Linked DNA regions of Homo sapiens: region 2 is linked to region 1. A link is an interaction called in ENCODE POLR2A ChIA-PET data of the cell type or tissue named here. Cell type or tissue: CD4-positive, alpha-beta T cell. All regions are shown on one strand.

Region 1 (5,000 bases):
GTCATGTTTCTGTCTCTGTTCATATCCTAAAGATAGACTTCTCCTGCACCGCCAGGGAAGGGTAGCACGTGCAGCTCTCACCGCAGGATGGGGCCTAGAATCAGGCTTGCCTTGGAGGCCTGACAGTGATCTGACATCCACTAAGCAAATTTATTTAAATTCATGGGAAATCACTTCCTGCCCCAAACTGAGACATTGCATTTTGTGAGCTCTTGGTCTGATTTGGAGAAAGGACTGTTACCCATTTTTTTGGTGTGTTTATGGAAGTGCATGTAGAGCGTCCTGCCCTTTGAAATCAGACTGGGTGTGTGTCTTCCCTGGACATCACTGCCTCTCCAGGGCATTCTCAGGCCCGGGGGTCTCCTTCCCTCAGGCAGCTCCAGTGGTGGGTTCTGAAGGGTGCTTTCAAAACGGGGCACATCTGGCTGGGAAGTCACATGGACTCTTCCAGGGAGAGAGACCAGCTGAGGCGTCTCTCTCTGAGGTTGTGTTGGGTCTAAGCGGGTGTGTGCTGGGCTCCAAGGAGGAGGAGCTTGCTGGGAAAAGACAGGAGAAGTACTGACTCAACTGCACTGACCATGTTGTCATAATTAGAATAAAGAAGAAGTGGTCGGAAATGCACATTCCTGGATAGGAATCACAGCTCACCCCAGGATCTCACAGGTAGTCTCCTGAGTAGTTGACGGCTAGCGGGGAGCTAGTTCCGCCGCATAGTTATAGTGTTGATGTGTGAACGCTGACCTGTCCTGTGTGCTAAGAGCTATGCAGCTTAGCTGAGGCGCCTAGATTACTAGATGTGCTGTATCACGGGGAATGAGGTGGGGGTGCTTATTTTTTAATGAACTAATCAGAGCCTCTTGAGAAATTGTTACTCATTGAACTGGAGCATCAAGACATCTCATGGAAGTGGATACGGAGTGATTTGGTGTCCATGCTTTTCACTCTGAGGACATTTAATCGGAGAACCTCCTGGGGAATTTTGTGGGAGACACTTGGGAACAAAACAGACACCCTGGGAATGCAGTTGCAAGCACAGATGCTGCCACCAGTGTCTCTGACCACCCTGGTGTGACTGCTGACTGCCAGCGTGGTACCTCCCATGCTGCAGGCCTCCATCTAAATGAGACAACAAAGCACAATGTTCACTGTTTACAACCAAGACAACTGCGTGGGTCCAAACACTCCTCTTCCTCCAGGTCATTTGTTTTGCATTTTTAATGTCTTTATTTTTTGTAATGAAAAAGCACACTAAGCTGCCCCTGGAATCGGGTGCAGCTGAATAGGCACCCAAAAGTCCGTGACTAAATTTCGTTTGTCTTTTTGATAGCAAATTATGTTAAGAGACAGTGATGGCTAGGGCTCAACAATTTTGTATTCCCATGTTTGTGTGAGACAGAGTTTGTTTTCCCTTGAACTTGGTTAGAATTGTGCTACTGTGAACGCTGATCCTGCATATGGAAGTCCCACTTCGGTGACATTTCCTGGCCATTCTTGTTTCCATTGTGTGGATGGTGGGTTGTGCCCACTTCCTGGAGTGAGACAGCTCCTGGTGTGTAGAATTCCCGGAGCGTCCGTGGTTCAGAGTAAACTTGAAGCAGATCTGTGCATGCTTTTCCTCTGCAACAATTGGCTCGTTTCTCTTTTTTGTTCTCTTTTGATAGGATCCTGTTTCCTATGTGTGCAAAATAAAAATAAATTTGGGCATGTGCTTTGATTGTTTTGTTGGGGGAGTGGGAAAGAGGGTGGAGATGAAGTTTCTAATGAGGAAGGGTGTACAGCAGATCCTTGGTTCAGTGGGGTGAGGTGGGTGGAGGATGCACCTGGTCTCAGGGGAACCAGAAACTAGATGTTATTTGAGAATGTAAGATACAAGCTATGGAGACAATTGTCCCCAGTGGGTAGGAAGACAGAAGCATCGCTGAAGTAATGTACTGTTGATACTGTAAGTTAACCTTGAGCTAGGGCTGTTTTTCACAGGTCGGGGAGCCTTCATCTTAAAACACAGCTCTGCTTGGTCAGAAATAACACTTCTCTCACAGATGCTGCTGAAGGGTGTAGCTGCTACAGTTAAACTGCATTTTAATTATTTATTTTTTATTTTATTTTGTGTTTTAGAGATGGGGTCTCACTGCGTTTCCCAGGCTGGTCTCAAACCATTGGCCTCAAGCAATTCTCCTACCCCAGCCTCTCAAGATGTATTTTAGATGTATCACTAATTGACATAATGTTTGCAAAGAAGCATTTTCTATTTTGCTTCCTTTTTGTTTTTTTAGAGACAGGGTCTTGTTCTGTCACCCAGCCTGGCATGCAGTGGTTCAATCATAGCTCACTGCAGCCTCAAACCTCTAGGCTCAAGCGATCCTCCCACTTCCCAAAGCCGTGGGATTACAGGCATGAGCCACAGTGCTTGGTTTATTTTTGCCTTCTTAAAGCATGGGTCCTAGAGCATGGTCCCTCCCCTAAAAGTCTGTAGAGCATTTGGGGATCACAACTGTGTCCATCCCTGGGAGACGGGCAGTGCACACAAGTATATTGAACAGTCTGAGAAGCATCTTAATGCTGTTTAATCCAGCACTCCCCCAAATTAGTAGGCCATACAGTTCTTTTCCTTGTAGCAGGCAGTGCTGGCAGTAAGCACACCACTTCTGCCCACCCCATATTTGAGGACAGCTGCCCTGAAAGGCAGAACAAAGAAAGGGCAGCAGTGCTCCCAACTCTGTTATTCTGCACCCTTGCAGCTGGGCCTTTTATCAAAGTGCTGTTCTCAGGCAGGGCGCCGACAAATCCACTGACTACTTGGCACTGTGTGTGGTTTTTGAAAGTCTGTTTGATTTTTTTAATATATTTTGCATCTGTTTTCACCTTTAAAAGGCAGCTGCAAATGACCCATTTTTGTGATAAAACTAACTCAGAGTACAGGTGCAACCCCACTGATGTAAACAGCTTTTGAGGCTTTGAGGTTTTAGATGACAGTCATCTAAAACACCAGCTTCTCAAATACATCAGCTTCAGGCCTGGGCTGAGCCTGAGGAGCCTCCTAGGAAGTTAGAGATTTTTGAGCTCAAAGGGCTCAGGAGAGGCCCAATAGTTTTCATGCTTCATTAACCCGAAGGCTTCCCGACAATCGTCCAAGGGTTCCTCAAATGCTCGACTACAAAATAAAATGTTATTTGACCACTTCTAGGCATTTTGTCCTGAAAAATTTAAAGCATACAGAAAAGCTGAAAAAAAATTACCGTGAACACTCATAAACCCACTACCTAGATTCTACAACTATTTATACTATAAAAACTAGTGTACTTTAAAAGAAAAAACTAGTGTACCTTTTCTGACACTTTATATGCTGTATTTTAAAGCTTTGATAGTCACTTTGATCCCAGAATAAGGTAAAAATTAGTTTATCCTCAAATACTGTGACCTGCCTCTCCCTTTTCATTGATCCTAAGCACAGTTCTAGTCAAATCCTTCGAACACTGAGATCTGACCTGCCCATTTTGCAGGAAAACATTATCTTCCCTCCTGTCCCGTGGTACCCTGGGGCTTCACTCCTCCCTTAGGCCAAAGACCTATCTCCACATTGGTGTCATTGACAGCCACTCCTGTGGGGTCCCATGCATGCTTACCTGCAGCTGCAGCTGACGCGGCCCCGCCCAGGCACTTCCAGAGGGGTTCCATCCTGGGCCACCTGCTGGGCCCATCCTCTAGCCCATCCCATAGTTGCAATCCAGTCGCTCATCCAGACAAACCTTCAGGTCCCTCCGAGGTGTGTCTGCCACCAGTAACCATGACTGTTGATCCATCTCATGAGTTTCCAGACCGTTGCACCTCCGCTGGGAAGGGCCAGGCCTCAGCCTTTCCTTGGAAGCTCCTTGGTGCCTCTGCAATTTGCCTACCTCCTCTTGGGGCAGCCAGCACTGCCACCATGGGCCACTTAGAGGGGAAGAGGGAGCTGTGGGCTCCAAAGGCCCCATCATGTTCTCCTCTCCTCCTCAGGGCCTCTCTTTTCTTTCTTTCTTTCTTTTTTTTTCTTTTTTTTTTTTTTTTTCTGAGACGAAGTCTTGCTCTGTCGCCAGGCTGGAGTGCAGTGGTGCAATCTCAGCTCACTTCCACCTCCTCCTCCCGGGTTCAAGGGATTCTCCTGCCTCAGCCTCCTGACTAGCTGGGACTACAGGCACATGCCACCACACTCAGCTAATTTTTGTATTTTTAGTAGAGATGAGTTTCACTACGTTAGCCAGGATGGTCTTGATCTCTTGACCTCGTGATCCGCCCGCCTCGGCCTCCCAAAGTTCTGGGATTACAGGCGTGAGCCACTGCCCCCAGCCAGGGCCTTTTCTCCTGTTAAAAAATGTTTTAGTTACTCTTCAGCACTTCAGTACGTATTCTGAAAAAGAAAATACCAGTTTAGCTTGTTTTATATACTGGAATCCTGCCATCAGTTTTACCTGATAGAAGGGGTGTATTACAGGAACAGGTTTGATGGATACTAATCTCATTCACGACCCTCGTCATGTGAACGGAAAGTAAGCCAGAAGAGGCTGAGCAGCTCACCTGACATCACAGCCACCTATGGGAAAGGAGACCCCACCTGGCCAGCTTCCTCCAGTAAAATGGAAGCAGACGTCATTTACAAGGCAAATGTCATGACTTGAGATGCAAATTGAATGCTCACTTTTATCTGTCCTTCCCAAATGTCATTGAACTTCAAAAAATCTGTAACAGCCCAAAAAAGTGCAAGAACAGAAATGTTGAGTAATTTTTGAAATAGGAGAAGGGAGGTGGGTTGACTGATGGGGAAGGAGATCTGAGGAGATAGAAGTTGAACTGTACACAGAAGGTGGCTGGCGAGGGAGGAGCTGTTTCTCAGAGAGGCTCCGCATTGAGGCCGGCAGGTACAGAGAGCAGAGGGGCTGTGGTAGGGACCGGGGAGATTGACCAATGGCTGTTGCGAGAATAGCTGTGCCAGGGACCAGAGGTCTCCTGCCTGACTCCCTCCTGCC
Region 2 (5,000 bases), 64 kb before region 1:
CAGAGAAGGAAGTGGATATGTGAGCGTTTCCACCAAAGGTTTCCTGAACGCTTGGCCTGGGTCAGGCACTGGGGCCAACAGGGTGGCCGAGGCAGGGCCCTTACTCCTCAGGAGCTCCTGAAGACCCAACCCTGCAGGAGGAGCCAGGGCCCTGAGTGCATGATCCTTGCTTGGCACAGAGTGTGGGTCAGGTGTAGGAAAGAGTCGGTCGTCATCAAGGAAAGAACACTGTCTTTGGAGATAGTCTCAGACCTGCGGTAAGTTGATGTCTGCCTGCCCAGCCTCTGCACAGAGGGACAGTGCCCCAACTGCATCCTGGGATGGCAGACACAGTGCTGAGCATGTCTGCTGGTTGAGGGCAGCCCACTCCTTCCCATGGTCTCATTAGGACCAAATAAGTTCACGGAAGGGAAGATTCCTTGTAAGCTGAAGTGCTGAGAGTTAAATTTAATCAGAGCCCCAAGGGGGAAAACTAACAACTCACCTTCTGGAAGTCTCGAAAATTTTCATCCAAGTGACACTGAGGCTGAGGCTCCGTTGGTGGAAACTCTGAAGAAGTGTTTTCCAGATGGAAGTGAATAGACCTAGGGTTCTCTAGAGGTGCATGGATGGAAATGGCTGCGGGGCGGGGGACTGGGAGGAGCGGCAGAGACAGGAAGAGCCAATGGCATGTGGGGGCGGCCAGGCCAGAAGGACACTCCCTGGGGTCTGTACTTCACCCTCAGTGAGGCAGCAGGGTTTCCAGGGGGAGCCTGCCCCAGTGCCCTCTGAGCTCACTGAGCTTTGCCCTGATCAGTCAGCCCCACTCTTTTTGCTTGTTTGTGTAATGAAGCCCACTGAAGATAAAATTGCATTCAGAAGAAAGAAAATTATGACCTCAAGGGGAAGCAAAGAGAAACCCACAGTGAATGGGGAGCCCCTGGAGATTTTCTAGCAGGAGTTGGTGTGCTGTGTGCCCTCCTTTCCTATTCTCTATGACAGAGCCCTGCGTAGCCCCCTGAGCTTTGTCAAGGCTGCTGAGAGGTTTAGGGGCAGGTGCAGTGTCAGGAGTCCCCCAGCCAGGCCCTGGCACTAGAGGCCATGCGGCCAGACTTGGATGTGGCAGTGGTCTTGGGGCAGGTGCTGCAGGCTCTACCACTCTTCAACTGTGTCTTCCTGTTCTCCTCTTCTCCCATCAGCAAGCTCACCCCCTGGCTTTTGATGCCAGCCTCCTTTGTGGTGTGGCAGGAATGTCCTGGGAAGAGACAAGGCTTGACCACGTGGATGGAGTGGGAAGACAGGAGGCACTGGGGACAGCATGTGGCTGGGGTGAGCTAGTGGGCGGTGGTACTTTCCCCAAAGTCCAGAGCACTGGGTGGGAGCAGCGCTCAGCTGTAGGGATGTCTGGTGTGAGGTTCTTCTGGGCACCTGGCAGAGATCCCAGGTGGCAACTGGCAGAAGGTCCCCAGCTCAGAGTGGGCCCTGCATGGCGTTGTATGCTGGTGTTCTTTTGTGGGCAGGACACCTGCAAGAGGGCTACAGCTGGAGAAATGGGTGGGGAGGAGTGGCTGTTGACAGCTCCCTGGGCCCAGAGAGAATTGAGTCAGAATTGGGGAAATTGCAGAGCGAGCTCAAAAGCAGAAACCCAGTTGGGGGAAAGTACTGAGCCCAGGGCTCTAAATGACTAATGCAGAAATGATGTTAAGTTTACCTCCAGTCAGAGTGAAACTTTGGGCAGCCCCCGCTCCCTACACGCAGCTGCCCTTCAGGGGAAGTGAGAATTGGCCCAAGCCACAGGTGACCATGACAGGACCTTGCACTAGCTGAGACCCGAGGGTTTAGGAAATTATATGAGAAATGAAGCAAGAGATGATTATCTTTTGACAGCCAAGTCCCCAGATGGAATTTAGATATTTGAACTAGGCCTAAGGAATGTCTGTCTATTAAGTGTCTGTAGAAATTTCTGTCATCTGCTTGCACTTGCTGTTTTACTCTGCTACCATTCTTTTCTCTCTCCATCTCGTAAAAAAAAAAAAAAAGCTACATGAAATGATTTCCTTCACGGATTTTAACAAGCCAGGACACAGTGACAGCTATTAGAAATTATAGCTGACAGGGCTGGGAGACAGCTGTACAGTTTGCTGGTGACCTTGCACAAATGAGTTGTTTTGGGTGGAAAAGCTGTTGCTTATTTACAACACTGAGGCAGAGTTGTTGCTTTTGGATCTGAGTTTTGCCATCCTCCTTCCTGTGGGTGTTTTCACTCATCTACCTCCCTACCCACCCACCACACACTGGGTACGAGAAAAGGTAAGAAGAAAAGACTGGGAGGATCAGAGGATATGAAGGTCAGTCCCCAGACAACATCATCGAAGTTCACCCCATCACTATGTTGATGACTGAGGAGGGAAAGCCAGGTAGGGATTTAGGATTAACCTGAGTGCTGTTCTACATTCAGCCTCCCTTGCTAGTCTCCCTGATGGGGACTTTCCTTTGGTGGGTAGTATGAGGGGTTCTTTGAGTTAGCAGAGTCCCTTCCATCTGAAGAAGCTGAGGCTCAGGGGAGTTTCCAGGCAGTGAGACCCTAGGTCCGGAAGGTTCCCTGATGTGGTGTCCCACATAGCTGCTTCCTCTTTCGTGGTTAAAAGCAGATGGCAGACAGCACAGTCAACCACGGTCATCTCTGAGGCTGACTCAGAGCAGGCAGGTGTTTTTTTGTTTTTGTTTTTTTTTCTTGGCACAGGGAAATCTAAATGAGAGAAGAAATATTTATAAGTGATGGCTCTGGAAGCTGCTTGTGGGTGGACAGTGATGCCCTTCCTGAGTGGGGAAGGCAGGGGCATTTCTGCTGCTGTCCTTGGGCACTGCCTTTCAAGAGCACCACACTGCCCCTTGCATGCACCCACAGACAACACTGAGTGACCGGCCTCCATCCTCACTGGTCTGACCTGGAGGCAGCTGACTGAACCAGCTTTTAGGAGGCACTCATGTGAGTTTGTGTTAAACAGAAATGATTGAGTTGATTGGGTTCAGGAGAGAGACAGAACTGGCATCAAAATCACCTTCCTGGCACATATGTTCTCAGTCCTCCTGGTTTTAGCTTAGGCCTCCACACTGCCAGAGACTCCCTGAAGATTTTCTGATACACAGATGCTGCTTTGGGGCAGCACGTGGAACTGACTCTCTTTCTCCCCAAATTTGCTGTAACAGCTTAGTCCCTTAACATTTATAACCAATCAATTCATGACAAGAAATAGAAAGTCTTCTAAGCACAAGAAATTGCTTTTTGACTCCAGGTTAAATATTACCAGATTTAATGAAAATGCATATTACTAGAATTGAGGGGGTGTGAAATTTGGTAGTAGTGAAAAGGAATGAGAGGAGTACACGTGGCAGTGCTTCCCAGTACCTTCCTGGGAAGAGAATGCTGACAGGGTGTGCCAGAAGCCATGAAAACTTCCATGGAAAGGGGAGGAGCCTCCCTCAGATTGCTTTGAGCTGTATTTTTCCACACCAGGGTATCATTTCCAAGCTGGTGGTTGTAACTAGTGTAGTTTCTAAACTTCTGTTTTTTGTTTGTTTGTTTTTCTGGTTCATTTTGGATCACAGGTTCCATATTCTCACTCTCCATAGAGACACAAAAGTACGTTGTAGAGAATGTTAACTGCATCTTTAGGTTGAGCTTTACTTGACCATGATTCTCAAGAATAAACCGACACAGCACACAATGTAACGACTTAGCAGGAGGCTCTTAGAATAGTGGGCATGCGCCAGGTGGTTCGCATACACTGTTTCATGTAAACCTCAAGGCAAGACAGAAATACCTCTCTCCAGTCTGTAGACAAAGAACCAAAGCTTAGAGACCTTCGGTGACCTGACCATGGTTGGGTCACTGTTCAGGCACAGAAGCAGGCATGCGGCAGGTGCTGTGTGTGTTTATTCTAGTAAGTCACATTGTCTTTAAATGTGGGTGGCACCATCATTTATTCAGCCTTTAGTCAGACTTTAGTCACATCTCAGCTTTTCAATTTCTTGTGCTCTTTACAGTTAGAATCTAGACTTACAGAAATATATGTCATCAGAGAATCCAACACACTTTTCTTCTAAAATAGAAGTCAAATAGGTAGGGTAGTACACAACCCAAATGCAAAAATCCTTATGCATTTTTTGGCATTTTGCCCTTGAAGCTGCTCCACTTATTAATCTTTCTGGGCATTTCTGTCTGCAAAAGGTAAGAAGTTGATATTTTCTCTTAAGTGTGGTGGTTGAGTTTTGGATCTGCTGGCCAAGATTTAGGCCCAACTGGAGGAGAGTAGTCTTTTGGTACATATCTCAGTTATTTCATTTTGGGGGCATAGTAGTTGGAAACAACAAGCCTGTTACTCTTCTCAGACATGTATGAGATCATCAAAGCCGGGTGCCCAAATCATAGACTAGGAGGTGGCAGAGCTGATCTGTTGACTTTTTTTTCATAATGTTACTCTTGCACTCTGCAATTACATCAAAAAAAGATGACTTTTTCTGGGCGCGATGGCTCATGCCTGTAATCCTAGCACTTTGGGAGGCCGAGGTGGGCGGATCCCCTGAGGTCAGGGGTTTGAGACCAGCCTGGCCAACAGGGTGCAACCCCATCTCTACTAAAAATACAAAAAAATTAGTTGGGTGTGGTGGCGCGTGCCTGTAATCCCAGCTACTTGGGAGGCTGGGGCAAGAGAATCGCTTGAACCCAGGAGGCAGAGGTTGCAGTGAGCCAAGATCGCACCACTGCACTCCAGCATGGGCGACACAGCGAGACTCCCTCTCAAAAAAAAAAAAAAAAATTCTGGATTAGGCCTTTAAGGAGAGCATTCAAAGGTTTGGTCCTGTTCATTGCTTTTGTTGGAACTGAGCTGATAACAAAGGTTTATCATATTCATTTATTGCCAGCAGATAACAGTAGCACTGATATTTCTATCTGTTATCGCTGCTTTCAGGCTATTCTAATGAAGTCTCCCACTCATGAGTTTTTTGAATGAATGATG

Evidence for each region. Peaks named below come from ENCODE experiments on the same cell type or tissue, not always from the same donor. Only the 100,000 strongest peaks of a DNase experiment are listed, where the experiment ranks them.
Region 2: POLR2A ChIA-PET joins it to region 1 with 42 read pairs; 10 of 35 experiments call an interaction of 5 or more read pairs at or near these places.

What each region holds. Positions count from the first base shown.
Region 1 is chr7:55,467,317-55,472,316 of GRCh38, reverse strand. It overlaps VOPP1 (VOPP1 WW domain binding protein), which reads left to right. Exons shown (of 5, transcript NM_030796.5): 5 at 1-1,704. Among named protein-coding and RNA genes, the nearest start is that of VOPP1, 100 kb to the left of the region's middle. RefSeq lists an enhancer at 3,774-4,275. In CD4-positive, alpha-beta T cell, no CTCF peak of the experiment used is centred here; a DNase peak (open chromatin) is centred at 2,876; H3K27ac peaks cover 3,415 bases.
Region 2 is chr7:55,531,150-55,536,149 of GRCh38, reverse strand. The region is part of intron 1 of VOPP1 (VOPP1 WW domain binding protein); the gene reads left to right. Among named protein-coding and RNA genes, the nearest start is that of VOPP1, 39 kb to the left of the region's middle. RefSeq lists enhancers at 14-343, 1,064-1,223, 1,244-1,853, 1,894-1,953, 2,294-2,363 and 2 more. In CD4-positive, alpha-beta T cell, no CTCF peak of the experiment used is centred here; DNase peaks (open chromatin) are centred at 1,649 and 2,579; H3K4me3 peaks cover 1,370 bases; H3K27ac peaks cover 2,135 bases.